Linked DNA regions of Mus musculus: regions 1 and 3 are each linked to region 2. The links are chromatin loops, found by intact Hi-C in ENCODE. Cell type or tissue: left cerebral cortex. All regions are shown on one strand. Links, peaks and the distances in the headings refer to the core of each region. The heading gives the core; the rest is flanking DNA.

Region 1 (8,120 bases), core at 1,019-6,018, 85 kb before region 2:
CTATTAACTGAAAGGTATAAACTTATATGAGAAAAAAACTTAATGCCAGTAGCAAGAACATAAAAAGTAAGACAAAAACAAGTATCGGAGAAAGTAAGGAGAGAGTGCAGCCTTTATGCACTGCTTATGAATCATAAGTTGGCAAAGCCATTTTGGAAAGCATTTTGGTGAAATGAGATTCTGCGGTGTCAGGGAGATGTCTCAGTGGGTAAGTGTGCTTGTGGTACAAGCACGAGGACTCGAGTTTGAATCTCTCCCACCCAGCATTGGGATCAGAGACAGGCAGATCCTAGAACGTGCTGGTCGTCTAGCCTAGATGAAGTAATGAGCCTCCCATTCAGCAACAGACCCTGAATCATCTCAGAGCAATGCCAAGGATAACAGATGCTGTTTGATATGTGATTTGGCGTCAATATACTTACATGCATATTGTGAACATCACAGGTGGGCACACTTGTATACCTCCATGCATGCAACACACAGAGACACAGACAGATCACACACACACACACACACACACACACACACACACACACACGAGAGAGAGAGAGAGAGAGAGAGAGAGAGAGAGAGAGAGAGAGAGAGAGAGAGAGAATTTATAGCTTTAAATATTTACCACCAAGTTGTTTTCCCAAATGTCCAATGCTTTGTGTGCTATATCTTCTACTACTTAATATATATGTTTTAAATTTACCAAAATTATATTATACTCATTTAATGTTTAAGTTGATAGCAAAGCTGAATATTTTATAACTTATTAGTTAATAGATTTCCTCTTTTGGAAGTTATCTTCTTCTTTACTATATCCTACAAGATATAAATCCTGTGGGAACATAGCTCTTCCTTTACAGATTCAAATCACCTTGCACATAAAGCGTTTTTCATACATTTGCATAGAAATGTTTAGGTTGCTTTTGTGTCAACTGCCCGTGGTGTTACAGTTACAAATGACCATTAAGCATCATTTATACATTGGCTGTTGGTAACATCTCTCCTGGAATATACTTGTTCTAATCCTTCCAGGGTCCGAATTCAGGTCTGGTGGAACTTTATAATGAGTTTTCAAGCTTCTAAGTTACCATCAGCAAAATAAGGAGGAAAAATACCCCATCCCTGAGAGGATGCTCAACAGGTTACACATCAATGGGTGGGAATGGATAATCCTGTCCCTGAGAATAGAGTCCTGGATCATCAAGAACAATAATACAGCCGACCACAGGGCTTATTTGCAGATCATTTGTGTAAAAAGGAATTTGACTCCTTTTATTGTTACCCTGTGATGATATAGAATCAGTGTCTCAGGGAAGGGTAATTTAACAATAAGAATGATCCTCCGGGAAGTGCTCTGTTGGAACTTTTCCAGCTTGCAGTTTCCAACTAGCTGGGACTGTCTAATTGAAAGGGGGAATATGGTAAACCTGCTGGCTTGCCTGCTGGAGACTGGTGCAGCTAGCTGCCTTTCTGTAGTAGTCCCCGGTAATTAAGAATACCTGAAGGAAAGAGCTGGCCTGGCACAGCCAACAAGGGCTCTGAAGGCTGATAGCATCGCCTAACTCTGAAAGACAGAGAGTCCTCCAAACCCCAGGAGACATGGTTTTGCTTTGTTTTTTTAAAGATATTTTTTGCATACCCGACAGGACATACAAAGTGAAAGTGGGGTCCTCCCCAACCCCCAACAAACACAATTACTACAGTCTCCTTGATAAAAGCACTTCCCTTTTCTGGGGCTCTGGAAAGTTTATGTGTGAATCTGGCCTCCCCATAGACTCTTGTATACCAGTCAGTATTCTAAAAGTTGTTGTGGCAGGAGAATTAAATAAATAAGGAGCGAACTCTCAGCTCTGAGTCTGTTCTTGCTCCAATATTTTATGTTGGGGGGGTTATTTATTTCCAGTTTTTATGAAATGCATTGGCATGTCGGTTCTCTGCTGGGTGCTAGAGAGACAGAGATGAATAAACCCTAATGAGCAGAGATGAGAACATCAATAATTTTATTTTAAGGAGACTGAAAGTTTCACAACAGAGCCTCAAGGAAGAAAATAGCCATTCAGCCCAGCGGAGGGTGAGTCAGAGGAAATTTCATGGGAAAAAAATGACATTTGAACTGAATCTTCCCTCCCTCCCTCCCTCCCTCCCTCCCTCCGTCCCTCCCTCCCTCCGTCCCTCCCTCCCTCCCTCCCTCCTTCCCTCCCTCCCTCCTTCCCTCCCTCCCTCCTTCCCTCCCTCCCTCCTTCCCTCCCTCCCTCCTTCCCTCCCTCTCTCCTTCCCTCCCTCCCTCCCTCCCTCCCTCCCTCCCTCCCTCCCTCCCTCCCTCCCTCCCTCCCTGTTTCACTTCTTCTCTCCTCCCTCTCTCTAGAGACAGGGTCCCAAAATATCCCAGGCTGGCCTCGAACTTGTGGAGCTGAAGTTTATCTTGCACATGTGATTTTCTTGCCTCTAACTCTCTAGGGCTGGGCTTACAGGCATTGAACCTGAACACTCAGTATTTGTCGTGTATGCCAGGTAAGCATGTGACCCACTGAGCTACACCCATAACCTCTTGAACTCTGATCTTGATGACAAAACCAGGTTTCCAAGCAGATAGCATGTGGGCAAGAGCCCGAAGTAAACGGGAAAGAGTCTCATATGCCTGGAGTAGAGAGGACCAGGGACAGGCTGGTCTCCACGGAGGTGGGGACCACAAGAAAGAGAGTGGAATTTTTTTTTCCTTTTTATCTTTTATTTTTATGGAATGGGGAGATCGTGAACATTTTTGTAATATACGTACAGTAGCAACGAAAATAGACTTGTACTTCAGGAAACAGATCTTGAGAATTTGAAGGTGGATTAGAGATGTGACTGGGAGGCTAATGGCATAAACTAGAGAGAAGTGAACTGAAGGAGCCCTAATAAAAAACGGAAGTAGGAAGGAGAGGGCAAACTTAGGGAGATTTCAGAGGGAGAGCCGACATGGTCTGACAACTTGGGGACTGTGGGTAAGCAGGAATTAACAGGGGCAGAGGAAGCACTGGGTGGCAGGCTTGGGAAAGTGGAAGGCAGTTGAGGAGGGTGCTAGGAGCCCGGGACGGCTAATTTAGGCTACTTGCGCTAGAACATCAAACAACTCCCCAGTTTCCCACTATACTAGGTTATTTTAATATCTGTTGGTTGAATTTTAATGTGTGCTAAAATTGTATTGACATCATAGCTTTTATGCCGAACTTGTGATGTAGATGCTCTTATAGAGAAGGCCAGAGCTGAGCCACTAGGGGCTCCTTGCTACATTTCAAAAGCTGGTATCTCCCCACCTATACTGAAATGAGTGTAGATTTTTAAAAATTTTTAGGAGAACCTTATGAACCTAGGTTTAATATATATGTATATATATATACACATATGTTTATACATATATATGTATTCACTTATATGTATGCATATGTGTATACATTTATACATATTTAAACATATATATATATATACATGCACACATAAATATATACATATATGCATATATGCATATACACATATATATTAAACCTACACTCATAAGTTTCTTGTAATATATATATATGTGTGTGTGTGTGTGTGTGTGTGTGTGTGTGTGTGTGTGTTTAATGCAGTAGTGAACTACCTTCCTGTCTTGGTTGGCCCTGGTCTAGGATCACTGCTCAGACTGCTAAAACTGCAGCATCCTTTTGTTGGCAGTAGCTGTGTCTTCCTCCACCTCCTCCTCCTCCACTGTCCCTGGGTGTCTGTTCTATATGCAGAGAGATAGCACACACTGGAGATAGGTGATATTGCTGACTGTGAGATCAAGTGAGGTTTCTCTGGGCCTTTGTTTGTGCTGGCAGCTAGAGTTGTTAATTCACCTCTTGCTCTAATTAAAATTAAAGTTTCTAAGGTCCTTGGTCAGATCTTCCTTAGGAATAAACATGAATACCTTGTGACAGAACTGACAGCTTTCTTTAACTGTTCCTCGGCCTGCTGATCTCTGATTATTTTTCCCTGTGGGATTGGATGAATAAGCCAAATTTGAGAATTCAGACCAAGCAAAGAATTTTATTGTCCTTGATCTTTCTTGCTCCTTGCTCTGGGGTGCGTATCTTAGAATTTTCTGGAGAGGACTAGTTCCTGTTAGGAATGTCCTCCAAACTGTGTCTTCTGAGATATTTCCAGAATTTATGTATTGTCCAGGCTTAAGGAAAAGATCGTGGGAAGTAAGCACTAGAGGATTATGGGAAATAGGCAAGATCTCTAGAAGGATTTTGGGAAATAAGACTAGTTCCTGTTAGGAATGTGCTCCAAACTGTGTCTTCTGAGATATTTCCAGAATTTATGTATTGTCCAGGCTTAAGGAAAAGATCGTGGGAAGCAAACACTAGAGGATTATGGGAAATAGACAAGATCTCTAGGAGAGAAAAAAAGCAATCAGGCTGTCCGTGTGACATAGGAAGAAGGGTAGCCTTTCTTTAAGCATCATGTCATCTTACTTTCAAGGACTCTACCTACATTCTGAGAGGGGTCCTACATAGCATAGTGATATCGTGAATATAAATTCTGGGGAAAAGATTGTCTATCTTTATCTTCAAAAGAGCTCCTGAGTTGCATAAGCTATAGACTCCACCAATTTTGGTTCTATTCTTATGCCCATAAAATAGAAAAGAAAGAAAAACTCAAATATGAAGATTTTTGTGTTCCCTTTCCGTTCAGTGTTGGTTTTATCTGGCCCAGTCACATCCTGCACTTCTAAATCCAGCTATCTTCAAAGTTTGGGGGTGGGGTGGGTGTAGGGGTGGGTGTAGAGGAGAGGGTGGGAGACTGATTTCTGCTGTCCAGTTCCATTCTGTTGCATGATTTGCATAATTCTAGATAAACAACTGAGGAAAGGGATGACTAATCGTTATTGTGATGCAGCCTTTATGGCTTCAAGCCACCACAATGGCGATATGTCATTCAACACTAGGATGGCTATACTCGCTCTACGTTGGATATATATGTGAGCTTTAAAATTAATCACTGCAACATGCAAACTAGCATAAAAAGGAAAAGAAAAGAAAAGGAAAGGAAAGGAAAAGAGAGGAGAGGAGAGGAGAGGAGAGGAGAGGAGAGGAGAGGAGAGGAGAGAAGAGAAGAGAAGAGAAGAGAAGAGAAGAGAAGAGAAGAGAAGAGAAGAGAAGAGAAGAGAAGAGAAAAGAAAAGAAAAGAAAAGGACGTGAACATGAGTGCAAAAACACACAAAGCCCCAGGATAAACCAGATGAAGACTGGCAGTGAGCCCAAGGTTTGTGGGGTTTTGGACCTTACTTCAGTTCCTTGAAATTGGCACCGGAGTGCCGTTTTCCAGAGGCATAATCAGAGAGGCCAGGTCTCCGTGGGCTCTTCAGCTTTGTTGATTCTCTTCTGTTTATTATTAAATTGTCATGTTGTTGCCAGTGCCGCGGCACAGTCCCCTTGTTTGAAGCACACTTCAGTTCATTATGAGTTCTGCAGGACCCCATGAGGTATGATGCCAGCTTCTGCAGCCTGCTCTCCCCATTGGTGACACTGACAGAACGAGATGAAGCTGGCCCTAGGTCTCATCTTCGATCAATACCAGGGATAAGGCTCTGTTGTGATTGGCAGCTTTGCTCACCCTGTACCTGTTTTCTCAGTCCCTCTGCTTCTCTGGTTTCCTCACTATGTGTATTGCTTCCACCTACAAATTATTTTTAAATAAAAAGAGCGGAGGAAAATGTGCTCTTATCTCTGCTGCCCCGAATCCCGAAAAGACTCACAAGGGCTATTTACTGGTGATAAAACGCAAGTGCCTTGTTGTGAGATGAGATCAATAAGTAGTGTTCTCTAGACTTAGTGCCGAACTCCAAGGAGATTAAGTTTGTGCTGCGCCCACGGAGTATTCGTCTCCCTTTAGGAGCAAGCTGTCAGGCTCCCATCCAGGTCTCAGGCTGAGTTATGCTACTGGGACAGATGTGCGGCCCCTGTGGCTCTGACTTTTTACAACCCCTCTCTTTGTGATCACCACCGAAACGCCGACACTGGGCAGTTCAGTAATGGTGATCTTGGGGCTCATTCTTTCCGGAGACATCTGTTCTGCTTTTGCTCCTTGACTCGGTTGATGCTGTAGGCATGCTGTTCATTTGCATGGACAGGACTTCCCGATCTCATCTTTCATCTGGATCATGAATATGTACTGATGGAGCCGGGTTTCAATTAATTCAGATAATTCTGAATTGCAACTGGCTTCAGGAGACAGGATGTCTCGGCGTATTTTCTGCGCAGGCTATAAGCAGCACTGTGCTATGAGGCTGTATGAACATCTGCAAAATGGGCTCTTTATGCTTTTTTAAAAAACATGCACTGTAGCGGAACAGAAGCATGATACAACCATTAGCATTAGTGTCAGCATAACAGCCTCTGAATGGCATATTGGTGGGAAAATATTGATAGCAAAATGTAAACAACTGCAAATGGGAAACACGATAAAGCTCTCTTCATAGAACTCGTAATTTACAATTAAATAGACTCCTTTGAAATGATAAGAAATAGAGGTAGGTGTGCTCAAAGTTTCAGGGAATGGAGTCAGTGATTCCACTATTTCATTGACCCCAAGAATGGATTAAAAACTGAGAAGAAAGAAATAAAATGATTTCATGGACTATGTTCCTAGCACATGACTGATTGTGGTACAAATACTCTTAGTCATAGCCCCAGCCCATGGAAAAATTTCAAAGGTTAACATTCACTGTGCTCCAGACAAGCAGCGTAGCAATAAGACTTCTTGGTACCTTCACACTCTACTGTCAGGGGATGTCTGTGCGAAGGAAAATTTTCTTACAGATGTGCAGATGTATATTTAGATAAGGGGTGACATTTAGCTTGGTGGATTTTCTCCCACTGTTACAGAGTCCCTAGCTCCAATTTTCTATATTTAAAAGGGGTTGAACAAGATCAGTCTCTCTCTCCATTCTTCATTTTAGGGGGTCATTAATATGACACACATGAAGACCATAACTGTGAGGAATTTACTTATGTGGATCTTGTAAAGAAAACAGATGTTTTAACGTGATTCTTTGTTGAGCTCTTGTTACTACAAGTTTCATCGTTCTGGGGCAAAAATGGTGAACCACAGCTGGGAGGGAGATTGATAACAGCAGTTCTGGGACCAGAGCCATTATTCAGGTAGAGATTAGGGGGGCATTTGGGGGAAGCCAGACCTCTTAAGGCTGATTTGGGGTGAATGTTATCACTAGTATTATTGAGTTTTCCTCCATTGGATACCAGCCAAGGAGGACCTGAGATGGTTCAGAGAGAGATTCCATTCCCGAAGATGGCAGCACAGAGCCTTTCTGAGGCTGGGGGCATCTGGGTACGGGCACCTGAAGTTGATAAAGCACCAAGAGTCTTCCCACCCAGTGCACTGCTCTGTGGGTTTGTACTAAGGAAACAGCTCCTTATGCGTTTTGTTTTTTAAGTTTTTAAAAAATATATTTTAATTGAAACAGAATCACACCGGTTTTCCCCCTCCTTTGCTCCCTCCAACCCCTCCCATGGCACCGCCCTCAAGTTGATAGCTTTTCTCTTTGATATACATACATACATACATAAATAGATTAATACAGTCTGCCGAGTTTGTTTTGTAAATGGTATCAAGGCTGATGACTTGTATTGGATAACCAATAAGGGGGTTCCTGCCTGGGAGAGGCAAACCTGAATGTTCTTCCATGGATGAATCGATGCACATATATACAATGGAACACTACTCAGCTGTAAAGAAAAAGGAAATTTTCAGTTAAAAGTGTAGACCAGAAAAGATGATATCGAATGAGGTAACCCAGACCTAGAAAGACAAATATTGTATGTGGCTCCTAGCTCCAAATCTTCACATGTAAATATGCAATCTAGTGTAACTACAGAAAGCAGGAGAGTATAAAGGGACCCTGGGTGGGGCTTGAGAGTAGAATAGCAAGATACAGTTAATCTGCAGTGAGAAATAAAAAAAAAAAACATGGAGGAGGCTCCAACTAGGGAGGAGGGAGGGTTGTCATTGTCGAAGGAGAAGGAGAGATAAGGGACAAATAATACAAAGGTTGCTTGATAAAACCCAAGGAATCATGTTTATAACTACCTAAGATTATAGGAAAT
Region 2 (8,120 bases), core at 2,154-7,153:
ATTTACCAATGGCCCAAAGTCAAGTTGTATCTCAAACATAGATAATGAAAGTGGATCAGCCCAGTGTGGTGGAGCACACCTTTAATCCCAGCACTCAGGAGGCAGAGGCAGGTGGATTTCTGAGTTCAAGGCCAGCCTGGTCTACAAAGTGAGTTCCAGGACAGCCAGGGCTACACAGAGAAACCCTGTCTCAAGAAACCAAAAAAAAAAAAAAAAAAAAAAGGAAAAAAAGGTGGTTCACATGTCCACATTACATATATTTTTTCACTGTCTGTTTTGTGCCCAGCCCTGTTCCCTTATAAATCTATAAATAAAACTGAAAATACCTCTGTTTTCTCAAAGCTTAAATGTAGCGATTGACACTTTTTTTTTTATGATCTGAAACAAAACAGAATATTTCTACAGATACAAACAAGGAGAGCCATTTTTAGGGAAAGATTTCCCTTGGCTCAGCCTGGATAACATACCTTCTACCATAAAGGACCAGCTTTCTTCTAACAGGTCACATGCCTAGTTTTGAAGTCCACACTGTTGTGTTAGAAAGCGGCTCTTCTACATATGCAGCTAGAGCCATGAGTCCCACCATGTTTTTTCTTTGATTGGTGGTTTAGTCTGAGAATAACCTAGTTGGTCATCAATGGGAGGAGAGGCCCTTGGTCCTGTGAAAGTTATATGCTCCAGTATAAGGGAATGCCTGGGCCAGGAAGTAAGAGTGGGTGGGTTGGGAAACAGGTAGAGGGGGAAGGGGATAGTGGATTTTCGGAGGAGAAACTAGGAAACTGGATAACATTTGAAATGTAAATAAAGAAAATATCTAATAAAAAAAGAAAAATATCTAATAAAAATATCTAATAAAAATATCTAATAAAAAAAGAAAGTGGCTCTTACCCAGACAGATCAAGCCAGGCTTCCACAGTTCCACGAGAAGAGGGTTTTTTGGTTGGGGGTGCGGGGGAGTGAAGAAGAGAAGAGGAAAAAGTAGAAGAAGGGGCAAGGAGTCTGGGTCTTTTATTCTGGTGGTTGCACAGGTAAGGCACAAGCCTTGAGTGTGTGGCGGTTCCCATGGCAACAGATGCAACCAGGTCCTTGTCGCCTAGTGGTGACTTCATCACTGGATTTGGAGGCTGACAGTAAACCACCTCTGATGTCAGCACATAAATAGGACGGTTGCTATGAGGAAGTCCAAGCAAACTAACAGTAACAGAAACAGAAACAAAGCAAACAAAACTGACTGCCTTGACTAGCGTCTGTAGATGTTCCCACGCTGCCTGCCACTGCTAGAGGCCAGCTCAGAACTGCTGTTTTCATGCATTTCAAACTCGTGGATTTCAATCTCACGGCTTCCCTGTTAGTCCATGGTCCTACTTCCATCTTGCTATTGAGTTGATGCCCTCTGTGTGGGCCTCTTGAGATGCTATGTACCTGATGTTGAAAATATCTATACGACAAAAGCCCTTACTTACAGACATTCCCTGAGTTGAAGGAACTAACAATATTAAGCATTTAATTAAGACAGAACACGATGGCCACTCTCACTGAAGCCTGAGAAAAGTGTTGCTGAGATGAATAACAAAGGAAACCTGGGATAAGTTAAGATTCATAAAGTCTAGGAATGTAGAGTGACTCTTGTAGGCACAGGCAAAAATGTCACAGACTGTTGAAGGGGCACCGGCATTGTAATTTTACATATTACATTAGAATTGGTTGATTAACTCAAGACGTGTGATGGGGACAGTGCTCCTTGAGGCAGGAGGTTGCAGAGTGGACGTCTTACTCATATCATGGAATATATTATCCAGCAAGCCTCTTCCAAGCCTCTGGTTTCCAGACACCTCTTTCTCAGTTTTGAATGTTGTTAGCAAGTTTTTCCTTCTTGAAGATTTTGCTTGACTGTGTCCCCTTCGTGTGGAAATCCTGACATAGACATCTATGACAGAAACATACAGTCTAAGGTCATTGCTGGGACCCTTTGTGGGTATACCACAAGGAAAATTCCTGAAGATGGAGTAGGGTAGAGAGGAAGTTCTTTTCTCATATTAACTTCTTTTGTCTGTGTTTTTAGTGTGAGATTATCTGCTCTGTGCATCATTCTGGTCTTCTACTCTCTACTCTGTCCATGGAATTCACTGGTTCCTCTGTCCAACTTTCTGGCCTGCGCTATTTTCATATGTTGAAATCTTGCCCACACATTGAACTCCCACAGAAAGATCACCTCCCCCTCTCCCTTAGAGCTTATTGAATGGTTTCTTCTAGTGACATTTTACTTAAATTTGTGTGATGCTGTTTAATACAGAGATATAATACAATGCTCCATATTATAGAACCCCCAAATTTCTGCATATTTTTTTTCTGGAACTATTGTGGTGGTGGTGGTGACTGAACCCAGAGCCTAGTAAATGCTGGATAAGTGTACTAGCACTGAGCTACACAGCATACTGCTAGCTGTGCTCTAATCTGTTGCACTGTTTTGGATTTTAGCCAGACTTCTCCTCGAGTAAGGTTTGTCGTTGGATGCTCTGTTCCACAGACATGAATGTGACAAGAATAGCTTATTATAGTTTGCAAAACTCTTTTCTATTTTTATCTTTGGTGTTCATGACCCTTGGGTTTTTATGAAAAGTATATTGATTATCTTTGAAGTAACGTGAAAAAATTCCAAGTAACTGGTAGATTTGATCTTTAGGTAAGTCAGATACTACTAGCAGTTGAATTTTCTAAGTAACAGATTTAAAAAAATATATTATTGGTAGATTTGGTAATTTATAATTGGGCATTCATTTAATCTACTTTTTCCCCCAAGTTAGTCACGACTGGGTTACTTGTAAAGAGCAGACTGTTATTCTTTACAGTTCAGGAGAAAGGGAAGTCCAAGGCGAAGGTGCTGACTCCGGCTCACTGGGGGCATCTTGCTCTGCCCTTATGTAGCAGACAATGGAAGTCAGTTATGAACTCTGTACAGAGGCCTTTTATGTACAGACATAAAAGGATGCGGTTCTTCAGCCTAATCTCTTCTTAAACTTTTTGCTCTATTTTACCCAAGTTATTAATGCATATAAAGTATACAAAATAACGAGTTTCGCTGTGATACTTTAAACACACATACAATGTGATTGAATCAAATTAGCCACTGTTACTCCCATTGTTCCCTTTCCCATTTCCTAAGAGTCCCCATTTTTAAGTTTTATTTCCCCCTTTTGGTCTAGATTCCAGCTATGAGAAAAACCATGTAACACTTTTATGTCCCTGACAGGTTTCTTTGCTTAACACAACAATCTCCAGTTGTATCCTTTTTTTTTTTTTTTTCTTTTCTGGCACATGATGCAAATTCACTTTCTAGGCCTGAATAACTCTTTTGTGTTTTTCCATCATGTGTTCTTCATTCGTTGGCTGATGGACAGATAACTGGGCTGATCCTGTAGCTTGGAGTGCTATAGTGGGTTTGGGTCTACAGGGTTCCATTTTTGTTTCCTTCTCAGCATATGGTCAGCAGTGAGATAGTTGGTTCTCTGTGGGATATTTTTTGTATGGCTCTCATTGAAGTTTTATTGTGAAAATTGCTTATAGGTAAGGTCCATCTCTACAAGTGTTTTACAGGAACGTAACACTCCTGATTTTTATTTTCAAGATGTGTGACCATTGATTATTTTGTTTCTGAAGCTTTTATCCAACAGAACAAAGCAGGCCAGTAAAATAAGGCATAAAAATGGTACAATAGACGTCAAAATTATAATCATTTACAGAAGATACGATTATTTACTTGGAAACAAAATATCTATCTGGATTATTTGTAAAAAAATAAGTTGGAGAGCTATTACTATCGGAGAGTTCTCCAAGTAATGATAAATAAACTATTTCTGAAATATGCCTGTTAGGGGAAATAAGTGGGGTATGTGTTTGTGTGTGTGTGTGTGTGTGTGTGTGTGTGTGCGTGTGCATGTGTGTGTGTGTATGTGCTTGGGGAAAGGATAATTAAATCTAATAGCACTAGGAACAGAAATAGAATATGCTTGAGAATAAGTTTGCCAAGGAATTCCCAGAGTTATATAAAGAAATAAAATGAAAAATTACTGAAAAACATGGCAGAAGTTTAAATATGCACAAAAAACATGTACCAAGCCGCTCGAGACATCTTAATATTTTTAAATAAGGTAATAATCTTAAGAAAAGCTCAAATAAAAATCCAGTGTTTAATTTTGACGTTACATGCAGATCTAAAATTTATATAAGAGAGAAGAGGCCCAATATTGGAAAAGGGAATTCTATGAAAAAGTAGCACACAGCAATATTTAGAATGACGCAGAAAGGGTGTGGGGCTTTATATCTGTCCTGTGTGGATAAGGCTCTGCATCAGTATTGTGTACGAATGGTGGCTCTACATCTATACTAAGGTAGCCAGAGGGAAGTGTTCAGAAATAGACCAAAGAATAGAGAATCATTTAACAGAGCACCATTGTTGAATGAACAAGGAAATGGTTGATTATTTCATAAGTGGTAGTAGGATGAGGTTTTTTTTTTTTTTAAAGATGGTTACCAGAACACCATATGTTACATTTTCTACTGTTAGTGGCAAAACCCCCAGTTCCTATTTTATTATCTCTCTGTCTCTGTGAGTCAGGAATTTGTGAGGGGGCCCAGATGGTTCAGTCTGGCTCATGCTCTCTCAAGCAGTTGCAGTCAAATGCTGGTGGCTGTAGCTGAGACTGCAGGACACCGGAGCAGCTGGCTGTGGTCTGCAGGATCCCTGGACATCTTTATTGGGTTCCTCCCATAGGTTGCTTAGGGCTTCTTCCCTCCATGGGGTCTTTAATGAGTCACACGTCTTATGTGGCATCTGGAAACTTCAAAAGCCAATATTTAAGCAAGCAAAACAGAAGTTAAGATGCCGTCTGTTCCTGAGCTTTTGACATAGGACCATGCCTGTCACATGCAGAAATATATACCCCAATAGATACAAAGGTAAGGGGTGCAGGCCCATTTTGCCTAGGAGAGTATTGTCATCATCATCATCTCAAGATGAAGATGGAAGGAGAGAAACCATTTGGCTGAGTCTCCTTTCTTTGGCTTAACAATAACAGAGACTAGGTAACTCACAAGATGCTTTATTTTGTCTGAGCGTTATGAAAGCTGAAAAGTTCAAGGTTGGGCAACCATGCAGGTGACAAAGGCATCATTCTGCTTAACATGCAGAAAATGAAAGGGCAAATAGGCGTATGCATAGAGTGAAAGGTACAAATGGGGTGGGCGCTTTCTAATGGCTCACTCTCAGGACATGCGCTAATCGTTTCTGAAGGGCAGAGCCCTCACCACCCAACAGCTCTTAAAGGGCCAACTACTCTTTAATACTTTTACACTCAATTAAACCTCAACATGAGTTTTGGCAGGGACAAACCACACCTGGGAAGCATTATTCTAGCCGTTTTTGGGAATGGTCCCATTTACACAATTGAGGTTGGTCTTCTCGAATGAGTTAACATAATCAGGATATCCAGATAGAAGACCATCTCTAAGATGATTCTAAATCCTGTTAAGTTAGACACAAATTTTCTTTTCTTTCTTTTTTCTGTAGATGAATGTTTCTTAAACTCAAATTACAGACCTATTACCCTAATAGAACCATCAAAACTTAGAACACAGATGTAGAACCAGTAAAATGCTATGTAAGTGGATATCTATTGAGTAAAAAGAGAAGCTGGCTTATTTTCTTTCAAGCACTCCATATCTACGAAAATGATCTTTGGTTCTGTCACTGTCCCCATCCTTATTTGGTCATACAAATTGTATTTGCCTCCTTCTTTAAAATTGTCAAATGGAAACAGAGAGATAATAAAATATCACACATGAACACATGTTTAATCTGCCAATCCAAGTGATTTCTAGAAGAATAAAATTCTCCAACTATAAAATGATAAAAAATGATGTTTAAAATAAAATATTCTATAACAAATTTGAATATACAAGTGTTCATCGATGATTAGAGGATGTAAAGAAATAGATGTTCATAATTACTAATAATGAGGAAATTCTTAGATTTAAGGTAAATGAGCTAGACACTATTCTGTATATAAGACAGGAAATTAGAAGTCAAGGTGAGAATGGAGCCTACATAAAATTAGCGCAATGATAAATGGTAATTCCTTCATGTAGGTGTAAATGATCAGAGAAAAAAGGAAGAAGCCTACCCTAGTGGGGAAAGCACACCACTGAAAACCACAAGTTGTCAATATGGAAAAACTGAAGCATTAAGCAAATAAGCTTGTTTTCGTCTGTCAGCATGATATGAAAATAACGCCCCAAGTCGTAGGCTGGGCAAGTGATGTGAACACGTCTATTGGATGTCAAAGCATGGACCTGGTATCTGAAGTCTTGAAAAGGTGCAAGTCACAGGGCTGCAGGCACCCTTTGAGAGCAGGATAGTTGTGTACAGATGTGTAGCTGGGCCATCTTCATCCAATGCCTGTTTGTACCCAGTGTCCACATACAGAGCAACAACACCCCTCACAATGTCTAAAATACTATCCACATGTCTCTGCTCCTTTGGACCACAACACCTTTAATTTTGGCATTAAAAAACTTATTAGACTAGACCATGCATTCCAGTGAGAAGAGCTCCTGCTGAATCATCAAATCATTAGCTTTCCTGAAACTTAATACTGCTTATTCTCAAACATAATATTGAAGACACTTCACCACATCCTTTAATATAAACTCATAGGATATATTTGTTTCTGAGTCTTTATTGGAAACTCTAGTTTTTCTGAATGCTACAATTAGTCATGTATCACACCATATTTCCTTCTTTGTGTTGGATCCATGAAGTGTATAGTCTAATTTTTGACCTGTGTTCAGCAGGTTGATGAAATGGCATAGAATGCTTTGTGCATTCTAACGTTATGATCCATAAGTTCTGGCCTTTCTCCTCATTGGTTCTTTATTTGTAAATATAGAAACAAAAAATGTTTTAAAAACAATCCTCCCCCCCATGGTACAAAATAACTGGTTACTTAGCAATTAGATGTTATAGACTAAAAGAATGGTATAGGTTTCTCTAAAAATGCTATTTGCTACTCCTTCCCCTGACTATGAGTTGATTGAAGATGGGAAGTCATTAACAAGCCCTGGGGCTTTGCAGATGATGGGTAACTGAGAAAGGATGATGGGAATGGAACCAGGAATGATGGGCATGCTGGGACAGGAAGTCTTGTGGTTCAAGTTGCTCTCACGAGTCATAGTCTCTCATCTCTGTATACATCCTCATCATCTGACTCCTTCTCCTCTCATCTCACCTCCTCTGTGGAGCAGTTTGCTCCGTGTCACCAACTGACTGGATTTGGTAACTTAAAAATGTGTATTTCAAATGAAATTTGGCTCTAACATAATTGGTCTACAGTATGTTCACTGTAATTGTATGGGAGAGATTATCCTTTAGATACAGTAATGTGTCCTATGTCTTCATAAAATGTATCCTTAGAAGAATATGGTATCTTCTTAATTTCCATGGTTTGTCATTGTAAGCTACTTAGATAACAACAAACAAATAATTAATAAAATTTCTTGAGTGAGTGTACAGGATGTGGTTTTACACTTGTGAGTAGTTGAAACATATGTATTTCTGTAAATTGTCTAAAATATTAAAGTGACTTTTGAATGTTATCAGTAGTTTCATTACCTGTTCCATCTTCTAGTAGGCTAATTGTATATTATACATTTTAATATTACTTTTGACTCTTTGTGAATTTCCTGTTATGCATCCCAGTCCCACTCATCTCCCAGTTCCTTTGTATCTGCCCTCCACCATTGCAACTACCTTCTCCCAAAAGCAAACAAAAAAAGCACCTCTCTGTGGAATCTGCGGTATGTTACAGTGTATCACACCATATACCCTTTTGGGGAAACATCTGTACTGCAAATGTTCATTGCAGTGAGTCCTTGGTTTGGTTTGAGGTCTCTGTTTTCTGCTACACTGTCAATACTGGATCCTCGCTGGGACTCCTTTCAGATATCTTGTTGTTGCTCTGTGTCATGGAGATCCTTGCAGCTTTGGTTCTGTAGGGCTAGTCCCTTCACATGATCCAGAGTTCATAGATTAGGAAGATATTGTGGTGGGACAATTCAAAGCCTTG
Region 3 (8,120 bases), core at 1,019-6,018, 69 kb after region 2:
AGAACTTTGATGTAACAGGGATTTGCAGAGTTGAAGATTTTCATCAAATTATCACTATTTTGGATTTTAAGATGCTGTTTTTCTGCTGCCACATGGGGGCGCCACTACAGCTGGGGAGCAGAGATTTCTGCCTTGGACTGTCAGCAAGGGTCTTTTAGCTGCCTGTGGTCTTCAGAAAAGGATTGCAGGCCTAAGCACGCCAGTCTTTTTGACTACCAGTGTAGCGGCTTGCTTGGTTTACAGTCTCCTGTGCATTAGCCAGTACAGTTCTTACAATGTCATTTTCCTCCTTAAATTTTTAAGTTGAATTTTTTTCGTGTGTGTATGTATGTGTGTGTTCATGTTCATGTGAACATGTGTGTGCATGTGTGTGGAGGCCAGAGGTTTACTTTAGGCACTGTTCTTCAAACACGATTCACCTATTTTTTATTTATTTATTTATTTATTTATTTATTTATTTTTATTTTTTGGAGAATGTTTCTCATTGCCCAAGAGCTTGCCAAGTAAGAGGCCAGGCTGAATGGCCAGACAGGCCCTGAACTTCCTCACCTCTGCTTCTTCAGTATTGTAATTTGCAAGTATGTGCTACTATGCCCAGCTAAAATAGGTCCTGGGGATCCAACTTAGGTCTTAGTGTTTGCAAAGTAGGCCACATTACTGATTGAGCTTGTCTCCCCAGCTCAAATTTTGTTTGTCTTTCATGGAGAAGATTAAAAACCTCTTGGCAAAATGAGGAAATTAGCTCCCGAGGGCTGAAAGGTACTTCCTCGAGCCCTCTGATATTAACACATCAAGAAACTGAGTTGATTAAGTAAGTGGAATAGGATCACAAAAGGTTGGGAGGGTTGAGTGGGGACGTAGCTCTTTCTTCTGAGCCACACAGTTTCTGGACATGAAGAAGCTAATCACACTTTCAGAGATGGAGTATGCAAGGGCACTCAAGTTGTGCATGTTCATGCAAATCAGTGTGGGGACAAAAGGCAGTGCAAGTTTAAACAACCAAGGAGCACAGACCATCGCTCCCTGCAAGACAGTTCATTTTGATTATCGACAGGATCGGAGTGTAGATTTGATTAAAATCAACTTCTGGTGGACTTCATGACTTTTAAACATTCAGATTATATTCGCTTTTACAAGTCCCCAGACCTAATATGGACAACATTTTAATGACATTTATTAGTTAAAGAAAAAAAAAAACCAGCATGACTTTCTCACAACAAATAAATGGTTCTTGCTAAGTGTCAGACACTGAGAAGGTGCCTCCCTTGTGAAGAACACAGCCTGATTGTAGCATCACAGTAGCCAAACCTTTCTCTAATCAAGGGACTTAAATGCTAATGACAACTTTTAAACCAAGTGTTTGTGGTTAATTCCTTCAATATTCCTCTTAGGTTCACAACCTGAAACTTTGCCTGTTCTCTGCTGGTTTTGGTTTGCAGTAGGGTGAACATTTTCTTGGAAGATAATATAAAACTTTATTCCACCAATGCATCTTTCTCGGGTTCTTTACACTTTCAGACGTCACAAAAGGAGAAAAAATTCACTTTATATTAACAGGAGAGAAACACATATTTACTTACTTGATCTTTGATACTCAGTTTATTGGGTAAAGCCACACAAAACGGGAATCAATAAGCTAATAAGTTGTGCCCACTTCATGTTAATAAACTTGAATTTGCTTCATTTGTGTCTCAAAAACAATCCATTTGCTAATTTAATCAGTCAGGACAAACATTTCTAATCAGTAAGTGATCTGCTTTTTTTTTCCTCTTTTCTTTCTTTTCTTTTCTTTTCTTTTCTTTTCCTTTCCTTTCCTTTCCTTTCCTTTCCTTTCCTTTCCTTTCCTTTCCTTTCCTTTCTTTTCTTTTCTTTTCTTTTCTTTTCTTTTCTTTTCTTTTCTTTTCATTGCAATGGTTTTGAGAGTTACCTAACAGTAATCTTCATGAGTTCTTGGAAAGTAATGGCCTTGTAGCCTGCACGACTAACATCACGTTAGAGACAGAAAGCCTCAGAGACCCCCTAAGAAGGTTGTTTCTTCATTAGGCAGGGGGTGCTTAGACTCGCAGGACTCACTCTAGAAGCTGCTAGCTATCTGTGTCCCTTAGGCCAGGGTTCCTGAATGTCTAGACCAGAGCCCTGAAGTACTAAAGAATATGGTGTACTCTTGGAGTCTCAGGTGCTCTTTTGCCTTGCTAAACCGTATTTCCTAACTTTGGGGAAACAATCTAACCCCTCAGCTCTCAGCTCCTAAAATGCACATAGCCAGACCCATATGAAAAAAAAAAAAAAAAAAAAAAAAAAGCAAGAACAAAGATGGTTCAAAACAGAGCAGAAAAAAGTAACTGGGACAGAATGTGGCATTTCCCCTGGTCTGTTGCTGGCGGCCCACATACAACATGCTTAAAAATACCCACCCTGGCACCCATCTTCCTTATTTATGATGATGCAAGTGGACATTTAGAAAGCATGGTATTGAGCAAGTACCCTAGCTAGGGATGAAGGGAAAAGAACTTCTGCAAGCAAGACTCCCAGTTTAAAGTTGATGTTGTGTAACTGAGCTCCTCTTATTGGCCAGGCTTTAACAATATCATTTTAAGCCTATTTTTCACTACCCCAAAGCTAATAGTCTCTCTCTTTCTCTCTCTCTCTCTCTCTCTCTCTCTCTCTCTCTCTCTCTCTCTCTGGAAAATAATGATGGTGATGATTTCTTAAATGCAATCTGGATTTAAACAAACAAAAGAAACATGTAAAGAGACATTTCTTCATTTTTTTTTAAATTGACTGAGCCAGTCATTAACTCTTTGTCGCCTTCGAGGCGGCTGTCTTTCTAAGCATTGTTTTAGTTACAACTCTATCAGCACATTTTGAAGTTTCGATAGCACACCCCCTCTACTCTAGTGGAGAGAACTCCAACAAACTCCTGAGAGTCCAAAGGCGGCCAGCAGGCTATATATGTCCTGTGCTTTGATGATTCTTGCTGTTAGCGTACACTGGGGGTTCATAACTGTTCTAATGAAGTTTAAACACTTTTCATGATGATACAGGGGAGTTGCAAAGAAGAATTGTGCCTAGGTGAAGTAAGACGCTGACAAGTCACGTGAGTATGGATTGATACACTGTCCTACTAATATCCAAAGTCATGGGGCCTCCACCCTCAGTTTTCCTTCCATTCGTTTCTGAATATTGTATTGTGGGCATCATGTTGTAATGCTTTCCCCAATCTCAGAATAAAATGCGTTCTATGGGGAATCCTTCTCTTGTCTTTAGTCTTTACTTACGGAGGAGGACTCTACTAGTTCATTGCTAGCCATTATTTCTGACTGCACACCTAGCTTCACTACACTGGTGTAATATATGCAGCCAGGCTTTGGAGAATTTATTTCAATTTACATACAGTCCTCTAAATCCTCTGGCGAGCTTGATGTGTGATCTGACACTGCCTCCCCAGCAGGCTCTGCCTTTGCTCTTGATGCTAATAGCCCAAGGCTCCAGTGGTCCCTCTGGGGAATCCGCAGTAGGGCTAAGGAGTCGGAAGAGGGGTGACTGCGGGGCTTGTTGCGCCGAAGATTTACAATGTACTCTTGCAGGCAGCTCAGCAACCCCCTCTGTGGCTGTGGGTGTCTGGTGTGACAGAGCGGAGAAAAGCTCTCTCTAATCTCCCAGTGCCTGCCTCTGTCGCTAAACCTCTCTCCTCCCTCCTGCCTTCCCTTCCTCCTCGCTTGCTCCCTCTCTCTGCTTCCCGTTTCTCCGGGAGTTTCAGTCCCTGAATGCAGCTGGAGTACCCTTGGCAAAATCTACACCCGGAGCCCGTGTACACACACACATACACGCACACGCGCGCACACACGCGCACACACATGCACACGCGTTGGCACACACGCACGCACTTCAGTTCTTCCCCCGGGGACGCGGCTCAGACCTTCATCTACCTGAAGTGGACACCCCGACCGGACACTTCTTCACTTGTCTTCTCTGGAGGGCAGAGCATCATCGGAACGCGGGAGGCTTGCTGCCCAGTCCGCAACCTCACGCCTTTTACCGCCACCACTGCTTAAAGTGTCCAGGGTGGAGAAGGCTTCTTCAGGACGGATGCTCCGCGGCCGTGGGACTTCCTCCGGCTAGCTTACTCCAGTCCTTTCCTCGGTCCTCTGGTCCATCCTCTCCTCTTCCACTGCGGGGTGGAAGGCTCCAGCGCCTTCCGGGCTGCCGCCGCTGCCACCGCCGCAACTGTTTTGGCGAGCACATCCCACCCAGAAGACGGAACAACGCTGCCAGAGTGCGGGGGGCTGGTGAAGCCCTAACTTGTCCCCCGACTCAGTCGCTCTCCCCAGCGCTCTCTGTCCTCTTGGCCGAGCCGAGGAGAGAGCAACCGCCGCCGCCACCCTGGTAGAGTGCGGCGCCCGGGAGGACAGGCGAGCCGCAGGCGCACAGGGGCGGGGGCGGCGTGTGCCCGGGCGCCCGGTGCTGGCCCGACGAGTAGCGCGCACCCGGCGAGCGACACGCTTCCCAAGTTGGGGCGCGTCCCAGAGCTGGTTGCCCGGCTATCCGCAGCTGTTGTCTGGAGAGAGGCGGGGCTGATGGGGGTCGTCTCGGTCGTCACTAGCCTCCAGAGTCTGTCTTGAGAGAATCTGAGCTGGCCTCCCTAGGGTCCCAGCCGGCGTCGCGCCCTCCGCCCGCGTGCGGTCTCCAATGACTGCGCTGGAGGTGGCCCGGGTGGCCCGCCCGCTAGGGGTGTCGGAGGGGGCGGGGGAAGAGGAGGAGGCGGTGTGATGGCCCTGGACGGCGAGAGGGGGGAGCAAGAGGAGGAGAAGAAAAAGAAGAAGAAGAAAAAGAAGAGGAAGAAGAAGGAGGAGGAGGGGGCAGAGAAGAGCAGTTCACCCTTTGCGGCCACCATGGGAGAAGACGACGCCGCGCTCCGGGCAAGCGGCAGGGGGCTCTCGGACCCGTGGGCTGACTCGGTGGGAGTGAGACCCCGCACCACGGAGCGCCACATCGCAGTGCACAAGAGGCTTGTGCTGGCCTTTGCCGTGTCCATCGTGGCACTGCTGGCTGTCACCATGCTGGCCGTCCTGCTCAGCTTGCGATTCGACGAGTGTGGAGCGAGCGCGGCGATGCCTGGCACCGACGGTGGCCTCGGGGGTTTCCCCGAGCGCGACAGCAACAGCAGCTTTCCAGGTTCTGCCCGGCGCAACCACCACGCGGGTGGGGAATCCTCTCAGCGTGAGAGCGGCGAGGTGGGCACCCCGGGGACCCCGTCTGCCCAGCCGCCGTCGGAGGAAGAGCGGGAGCAGTGGCAGCCCTGGACACAGCTGCGCCTATCCGGCCACCTCAAGCCGCTGCACTACAATTTGATGCTCACCGCTTTCATGGAGAACTTCACCTTCTCTGGGGAGGTCAACGTGGAGATCGCGTGCCGGAACGCCACCCGCTACGTGGTACTGCACGCCTCCCGAGTGGCGGTGGAGAAGGTGCAAGTAGCTGAAGACAGGGCGTTCGGGGCTGTCCCGGTTGCAGGCTTTTTCCTCTACCCACAAACGCAGGTCTTGGTGGTGGTATTGAACAGAACCCTGGACGCGCAGAGGCATTACAATCTGAAGATTATCTACAATGCCCTGATAGAGAACGAGCTTTTGGGCTTCTTCCGCAGCTCCTACGTGATCCACGGGGAGAGAAGGTATGGAGGGAGGCGGTGCCCTGTGCTGCCCCACCCCGCCAGGCGGCTCGCACTGCTGAGTGAGCGCCGGTGACCTCCGGGACCCAGTTGGCTTCTAATATCCAGGAGCCCGGGGTTAGGGAAGGAAGCCAAGGTGAGGTGGGATGGTCCTCTCGAACCATAGGGGTCTCTCTGATGCCTGGCCTCTCACCGTTTGCTATGTTCACAAACTCAGCAATGCCAAAAGATGAATACTGCTTTTCCTCTAGGTCGGACCTTTCTCTTATAGACTGGTAATGAAGCCAGGCATTTGGGCTTTTGCTTGTTTCTCTAAAGGTTGCAGTTCAGTTCGTAAAGGATGATAAATGTAGAAAACAACTTCTCAGGTTACAGTGGAGGGAAATAGTTGATAACCAAAGAGCAGGAAACAGAGTAACCCAGCTCTCAGGTGAAGTCAGACACGCCCCCTCCCCTTCACAAGCCCACCTCCCTTGACTATGGGAGATTCAGAACAAGCCCCGGCTTTGGCTTTGTAAAGTTTTCCCAAATTGCAAGCTGAGATTTTGAGCACAAAGAGAACTTGCAAGGAAAGGTTGGCAGGGGCAGGGGCAGGGGCTGGGGGCTGGGGGCTGGAGTGGTGGTTGCGATGATCAGAATCAGAGAGAGGGACCTCTGAGGCACTTTGATCTCTCCTGAGAGTTCCTGGCTCCATTTGATTCCTCAGCTGCTACCAACAGAAGTGACTACACCCAGAAGGGAGGGAAAGCTTGCAGTTAGTCTCCAATGCCTTTGCTGAGTTAGATTTGGACTGCCTCCTAGTTGCTTTTTGAAAGACTGGGACTTCAGAACCAACAATTCTGTGTCCAGGTTGCGCCACAGTTCTGATAGTTGTGAAAGTTTGAGGAAAGGGTCGAAGTTGATGATTCTAGCCCATGATTGATAGGTGCTTCTAGTCCTGACTGCTCGCCCACTTCTGGTGAACTACATTCTACTTGGTCCTTATGGGGTTCATGCAGCCGGCACCACTCTATGTTACAGGTGGGAAAATAGAAGCTCTGGAAAGTCATCATTTGACATAGATCCCCAAGTGAGACCCAGATAATTTGGCCCCAGAGCTCATATATTAAATTCTAACTCAGTGATAATAATAGTATTACTCTCTCCATTATAGGATCGATTAATATGGTCTTGAAAAGCACATCACCCAAAACCAAGCCTGCCTTAGAGCGCTTCAAAGTTCAAGTGCGTGTCCTGCGGTAGTAAGCCGGTTGAATGAATGTATGAATGAATGAATGAATGAATGAATGAATTTTGTTTTCATTGCATTTAAAATAACTTCGCTTAATTAAATGACTATAAGGCAGACAAACAACCAGATTGAAGTCATAAATGAAACCATCACCTATAGGTAGCATGATGATTAGTAAGAGGTAGAGCTTCCTTTGACACTGAGTCCCTTAACAGCAGGAAGCTAAGGCTCAGAGCAGCCCAGGGCACCTGAGGTCAACAGACTGTTGTCAGAGAATGGGAACTTGAACTTTGGCTTGCCCAGCCCTGCACCACAGCTCAAGGTACTTAGAGACTCTCAGAAACAGTGATTGTGGCAGAGACTGGGAAAAAATCTCATTGTAGTGTGGAAGTGGACAAAAGTTTTATTATTTATTGAGTGGCTGTGAAGTCACCTCACACGACCCCTCCATGTGTTAGTAGTAGTGTGATAGATACAGCTTCCTGTGAGCTAATACATAACTCATTCATTTCCTAACACCCAAGACTGTGTATGGATAATTTAAACCCTTTGCCACCACTTTCTCTAACACAGATTAAAAAAATATTTTTAAGCCCCCAAATTATATAAAACATGCAGAAAAGGCACAAGAGGTAGGTTTGCATACTGTGCTTGGAAACAGGTTCGTCATGTCAAAATGTCAATAGAGGAAGTTTTACATCGTCACCCATAAATCTTACTGTTGTGAGAAAAATACTCCCTCTTAAATCCTGTTTTCTTTTTTTCTTCTTTTTCTTCTTTTTCTTAAACCATGCCAAGATGTATTTGGCAGAACTCAGCTTGTTTTGGTCAGTGCTTTCAAATTAAGAGGACTCTAAAAACGACCAGATGTTTCCACTTGCCCTGTAACGGATTTCTTGTGCCCACAGTCCATATTTGTATTCAGACTCTCTCCTTCAGTTTTCCCTAGAGATGTAAATACTTTAGCTGGAAGTTTAACCTTCCAGCACGTGATGAACATGTGCTATCCAGAAGAAATGCAAGGTTCAATGTTTGCGAGATATCAGGATGGGTTTATTTCTAAATACAATCTTAGAGAAAGTTTATGTCTTCCAACCCCAATAGCCAAGTGAATGTTATAATTTATTGACTGTTATGTCTGGAGTATATAGAGAAAAATTAATATTTTTATTAAATTTTATAAGTATAATAATTTCACAACTATATCAACATTCTATA

What was found. Hi-C counts contacts between places; a loop is a spot of excess contacts. Peaks named below come from ENCODE experiments on the same cell type or tissue, not always from the same donor. Only the 100,000 strongest peaks of a DNase experiment are listed, where the experiment ranks them.
Region 1: a loop joins it to region 2, with 2.2 times the contacts of the local background. A loop is called at or near these places in 2 of 42 quality-filtered maps.
Region 3: it touches region 2 in a loop (2.3-fold over the local background); 2 of 42 quality-filtered maps call a loop at or near these places.

Annotation. Positions count from the first base shown.
Region 1 is chr10:114,951,400-114,959,519 of GRCm38, reverse strand. It overlaps Gm31267 (a long non-coding RNA gene), which reads right to left. Exons shown (of 4, transcript XR_380812.4): 4 at 7,415-7,742. Among named protein-coding and RNA genes, the nearest start is that of Gm31267, 7.6 kb to the right of the region's middle. In left cerebral cortex, for the core only: a CTCF peak has its summit at 3,224; DNase peaks (open chromatin) are centred at 3,085, 3,718 and 4,851.
Region 2 is chr10:114,867,944-114,876,063 of GRCm38, reverse strand. All of the region lies in intron 2 of Gm40767 (a long non-coding RNA gene), which reads left to right. Gm31182 (a long non-coding RNA gene) reads right to left here and starts at 176. Exons shown (of 3, transcript XR_872049.3): 1 at 1-176. In left cerebral cortex, for the core only: no CTCF peak of the experiment used is centred there; DNase peaks (open chromatin) are centred at 2,155 and 4,636; H3K27ac peaks cover 870 bases.
Region 3 is chr10:114,798,073-114,806,192 of GRCm38, reverse strand. It overlaps Trhde (TRH-degrading enzyme), which reads left to right and starts at 3,891. Exons shown (of 19, transcript NM_146241.3): 1 at 3,891-5,674. The coding sequence starts at 4,770. Gm15723 (predicted gene 15723) reads right to left here and starts at 4,467. Exons shown (of 2, transcript NR_155864.1): 1 at 3,930-4,467. In left cerebral cortex, for the core only: a CTCF peak has its summit at 3,578; DNase peaks (open chromatin) are centred at 4,468, 5,103, 5,476, 5,666 and 5 more places; H3K4me3 peaks cover 3,918 bases; H3K27ac peaks cover 2,541 bases.